Linked DNA regions of Homo sapiens: region 2 is linked to region 1. Evidence: chromatin contacts called from ENCODE Hi-C or POLR2A ChIA-PET data. All regions are on one chromosome and are shown on one strand. The core of a region is the stretch at or near the end of the contact, and the rest is flanking DNA. Distances in the headings are between cores, read along the strand shown.

Region 1 (2,647 bases), core at 94-2,593:
ACAACAAATCTTCATTTACAAGAAATAAGCAGTGAGCCAGATTTGTCTCAAGGGCGATAACTTGTGACTCTCCTTAAGTCAGCTAGAGGGCATATACATTTAAATGGCATTGCTAGGCTGAAGGGTATATGCCTTTGAAATTTTTATTTACTTCTCAAATGGATCTTTTATTACATGGGGCTACGAGGCCCTCAAATGGACACTCTAGAGAGAGCACCCATAATCTCAGTGTCAACTGTGTCAAGGGCCTGAGATTTTGCCCTACTTGTAAACTAACAAGGTAGCCTGCCACCCTTTCAAGGATGAAGGTAGAAGACAGGAGACTCAGATCAGAGACAAATGACTTTATTAGTCACATCCCAGCAAGAATATATCAGCATATTTGCATCAGTTCCCTTATCCCCACTGTCATGACAGCAACACGGATGAGCCCAAATGGATGTCTGCATGCCCAGTGCGTTTACAGGAAAGGAAGCCTGAGTTTAGGAAGCCCAGATCTATAATGCACAGTAAGTATGGCTGACTTTTGCTCTGGAGAGATAAATTCTCTCTCCATATACACAGTAAACATACCTGCCCTTTGTTCCAGAGGGAGAAACTATGTCTACTTTCCATGGCTGTTTAGTATACAAGCATCCTTGAAAGGACAGTCCAAAACAAAGGCAGTCAGTGCTTCTGCTTGTAAAACATGGAAATGCAAGAGGCCCAAGGAAAATCACCTTCTAACAATATGTACCCTTTGCTTCTACATTGTCTTAGGCTCCCAGTCAATTTTTCTATAAGTATGCCATTCTATCAACCAAGCTGATTAATCTGACCAACAAAGGGAGGACCAAATGTATTTAATTTGCCTTATGAATTATGTAATTAAGGCTACTACAAACAGGAACTCTGAGCAGCAAGGTGAGGTCAATCTACAGTACTGACTTCCACTAGGTCCTCTAGGGTCTTGGACAAAATCAGCTAAACAAATCCCATAAACCATCAAAGTCTACCTTAGAAATTCAACTGGCTTCCTCCTCATGTTTCTGTGTTGACCTTTCCACTTAAACTAAAGCATTAATCCAGGTATAGGAAGATGCATTGGCAATTACACAGAATCTACCTTGTAATCTGTCTGGCCCATGAAGAAGTCCCAGGCAATTCTATCATACATAACAATTCTGGCTAGTGACTTGATGCTGACCTGAATACCTTTTAGAGATAAAATCCTAACACTAATCATTTCAGCTGAAGTCAGGGACTGATTTCATAATACCTATCCTAACCGGATGACTCCATCCTAGAGATAAACTACCTGCAGGGTACACGTAAATAATGAATGAGTCAGCCCCTCCAGGAAATTCCCCCAAGTAATCTAGGTTAGCCTGATTTTGGAGAAATCTCAGCAATCATATGAGAACTATATGATGTTTCCTTAAATACCTAAAGGTCTCTTAAAATCACTCTTACAATACAAGTCATTATGTTTCTGGTAAGGGGGCAAATTAATGTCTGGCTTCTATATAAGAACTAAGGGACCAAGAAGTCATGAGATCGCCCTGGAAAGAAGTGTTGTTTACAATGGTTGGAACTCCACAAGTAAGATATAAATCAGTCAGGGCACAAGCCCACAGTACTTCAAACAAGGTCTTCCATCAGAATAGTGTGGCTTAGCATTCTTATTTTAGTTCAAATAACTGAGTCTCTAAGTCCTTGTTTTTTTGGAGAAACTGTCTAAGAAACATGACATGGGGCTATGTAGCCCACAAATGGACACTCCAGAGACAGCACCCATAATCTCAGTGTCAACCATGAAGGGCCTGAGATTTTGCCCTACTTCTAAACTCAGCCAAACCTCAGCCAGCCAAACCTCTCCTGTTTGTCCACACAACAGCAAGGTGGCATTCAGCCACTTTATGGAATAACTGAGCAATGGCTACAAAAATGGGGGTGGGCAAGACATCTGAAGATATTGACAGCTATTTTGCATGGAAGGTTAGAGTGCTGGGGCCATCATTGGTTATGGGGAATGAAAACCAAAACATGGGCTGAGCCATCTGGAAACGGGTGGGAGACTTAGCACTATGTTAAATTTAAAGCATCTGAATTTTGGTTTTGGTTTTTCACTTAAGACAAGGTCTGGCTCTATCGCCCAGGCTGGAGTGCAGTGGCACAATCTTGGCTCACTGCAACCTCTGCCTCCAGGGCTCAGGTGATCCTCCCACCTCAGCCTCCTGAGTAGCCAGAATTACAAGTATGTACCACCATACCCGGCTAATTTTTTATTTTTTGTAGAGACAGGGTTTCGCCATGTTGGCCAGGCTAGTCTTGAACTCCTGAGCCCAAGCAATCTGCCTGCCTCACATCCCAAAGTGCTGGAATTACAGGTGTGAGCCACCACGCCTGGACTATTTAAGGCACTTGTAACTGTTGATAATAATCTCCTCCTCAGACTCAGACCCTTCATCTGGAAGAGTCACTGCAAAAGAAACGAGAACATTAATAATAATAATAATAATAACAATAATAATAATAATAATAATAATAATAATAAAGGTCCAGAGAACCATTATACCTCCCCACCCCCATATCTTGACCCATAAGGACCACTGTAGGGAAACTTAGTTATCTGTATATTCACCAAATGGTTATCATACTTCTGACC
Region 2 (2,647 bases), core at 58-2,557, 510 kb before region 1:
CTGAGCTGAGAGCAAAGAGGCTGCTTCTCTCGTGGCCCAGCCTCGCTCTCTGCAGGTCCCCCAGCTCACACTGTACGGCCCACAGACCTCCATCTGCTTGACCAGCCTGCTGCGGTCATCTTTGAGGTGACTCTTGGCTTCCAGCTCATACTCCAGGTCCTTCAGCGTCTGCTCCAGAAGCTGCCTTTTTGTGAGTGCTTCATCCTGAGCTCTCTGGTAGTCCCGTAACTCTTCCTCCATCAGACGCATCTAGGAGGAGAGACAGCTGGGATGGTTTTCTGGGGTGCATCAAGAGCATAGAGACCTCCACAGACAGTGCACAGGCTGACCCCACCAAAAGGAAGATCAGCTGGACTCCCACAATATGGGAGATCAGAAGACCTTGAGCAAGTCCTACCTCCCTCTGGGCCTTACTTTCCTTTTTGTAAAAAGAGGAGGTTTTCCAGCTACAGGCAGCAACCTATTAGGTTACAAATTCTATTTGGTAGATATTGACCAGCATTTTTTAATTAAATAGAACAGAAAAAAATAGCAGAGTATTAGCAAATATTGATTTGCAAATCTTTTGTGCTAGACATTCATATATTTGTGCAGATGCGTGTATTCCTGGGTTGCAAGATATAGTTTTTTTTTGTCTTTTTTTTTTGAGATGGAGTCTTGCTTTGTTGCCCAGGCTGGTGTGCAGTGGTGCGATCTTGGCTAACTGCAGCCTCCATCTCCTGAGTTCAAACAATTCTCCTGCCTCAGCCTCCCAAGTAGCTGGGATTACAGGTGCATGCCACCACACTGAGCTAATTTTTGTATTTTTAGTACAGATGGAGCTTCACCATGGTGGCCAGGCTGGTCTCGAACTTCTCAACTCAGGTGATGCCCGCCTCAGTCTCCCAAAGTATTGGGATTGCAGGCATGAGCCACCGTGCTCAGCTGAATGCAAAATGTCGTTTTTACTAGGTCATGTTAAAACCTCTCGAGAGCCCCTTAACTAAATACATGTTTCCCAGGGGGTAATTTATTGTCTACCTGTATCACTGTCACCTCAAAAGAGGTTTCAACTCAGTGAAAAAGAACACACAACTGAATTAATGACCGCAAAGCAACCTACTGGCAAAAAACCTAACAACATACACAGGCACATTAGGGAAAGCCACTGCTTTGTAGAAGAACATGATTAGCTAGCTTAATTTATAATGTTGTTGTTTTTTCCATCCACAAGGTGGCACTCAACTAACAGCTTTGAAGAAAGCGCAACAGACAAAACAGCTTGATTCACAAGGGCCAGTCAGTGTCTTGAACTTCTCTAGAAGCTCCCTGGGGAGACCAGCCAGCTCAGGGCACAGTAGGTCTTCCTTAAACATCTGTGTGGGCTGATCTGGTGAAGCCGCAGGCTGTCTGCTTTGTTCTAAGTGTCCTACCCTCTTGGAGTTGGTACTAGTATTGAGTAGAGCTAGTCTCATGAATAGAATAATACACCAGGGGGTCTGTTTCCTTCAGAGTATATGAAAGTGAATGGCCATCTCCGCTACAGAATGCCACCCTTCTGCAGTGTCTGGCACAGAAGAGTTGGAAAGCCCCAGTAGTTGAGGACAGCTTTGGAGAACCCGTGGAAAAGCTTGAGGAAATGTGTTCTTCTCTGGGAGGCTGACAGGAGCACTGGGCATTTCTAAGAGAACAGCCTAGCCTTGAAGATGACATCTCCAGATGAAGACCCACATCTGGTTTTAGTGGTTACCATGACAGAAAGTACATGAAAGCACAGAATGAAAATCACCCCATGGAAAACAGTGATGGGACATTTTCTGGATACAGAGGATGTGCTATATTCCAGAGCGTTAAAAAAACAAAAAACAAAAACGCTCTATGACTCAGTTTCCTCATTCACAAAATTGGGATAATTATAAAATCAGCCTTCTAAAGCTATTATGAGAATCAAATGAGATGATACCCAGAAAGAACATGAGTGTGAGGGTCAGAAAGAATGACAGGCAAATGTGCAGCCTGCGTTTCCTTCCTGTCCCCCTTCCCAATGCCCAGCGTGCCCTCCTCCACTGCTCAGCACAGCCCCACCTTCCACACCCAGCAGGTCCCTCCTAACACCCGGTAAGGGCCCCATCATACTCAGAGTCCTTGACGAGGGCCGGCAGAAGAGATTAACTAGCATGGTGTCTGTGAACAATGTATCCTGAATCATAAGCAAGCAAACAACTTTTGAACTTCCTAGTGCTACCTTTAAGTAGTTAAAATCACCCTTTGCTAAAAGAGATGTAGAAAATAAACTGAACAATGGTAATCACTAAGTCTCGATTCTCTAAAGATCATGCTTATCAGAGGTAGAATGGGTGAAAAATGCCTATTTCTCTCAAAGCAAAGGCAGCCACTATTACAGCACTTAGAACGGACTCCTGTAGCTTTTGGGGTTTTTTTTTAACCAAGATCTTCAACCAGCTCAATCAAAACACAAGCAGAGGGGCAGTGAACAGAGTTGAGCCTGAGTTTTTTAAGGATCCAGAGAGACCTTGGCTTGTTAATTCACTTTTGTTTTAAACAACTCCATCACTCTACCAACTTAGTCAAGGGTGGTATCTCACTGCAGTTTCCCTGCAGAATGATGAGGTGTCCATGTCTGTTGCTCACATGGAAACAGTGTCTC

The links. A loop is a pair of places that touch in the nucleus more often than their neighbours do. ChIA-PET counts read pairs that join two places held with the same protein, here RNA polymerase II (POLR2A). Pooled maps may share reads with other maps.
Region 2: a loop to region 1 is called in a map of B cell, with 25 times the contacts of the local background. The contact joins two enhancer-like sites. A Hi-C loop is called at or near these places in 2 of 168 maps with a recorded cell type or tissue (B cell and HCT116), 4 of 37 single-sample maps with no recorded cell type and 9 of 50 pooled maps. POLR2A ChIA-PET finds 5 or more read pairs at or near these places in 2 of 52 experiments (activated T-cell and activated naive CD4-positive, alpha-beta T cell).

What each region holds. Positions count from the first base shown.
Region 1 is chr15:57,014,752-57,017,398 of GRCh38, reverse strand. The region is part of intron 3 of TCF12 (transcription factor 12); the gene reads right to left. Among named protein-coding and RNA genes, the nearest start is that of TCF12, 97 kb to the right of the region's middle. Within about 2 kb of position 1,343, at least 2 of the 41 ENCODE cell types and tissues checked have a DNase peak (open chromatin) inside an H3K27ac peak, as active enhancers do.
Region 2 is chr15:57,526,256-57,528,902 of GRCh38, reverse strand. CGNL1 (cingulin like 1) reads right to left here. Exons shown (of 19, transcript NM_032866.5): 13 at 88-249. Among named protein-coding and RNA genes, the nearest start is that of GCOM1, 64 kb to the left of the region's middle. RefSeq lists an enhancer at 1,030-1,613. Within about 2 kb of position 1,307, at least 5 of the 41 ENCODE cell types and tissues checked have a DNase peak (open chromatin) inside an H3K27ac peak, as active enhancers do.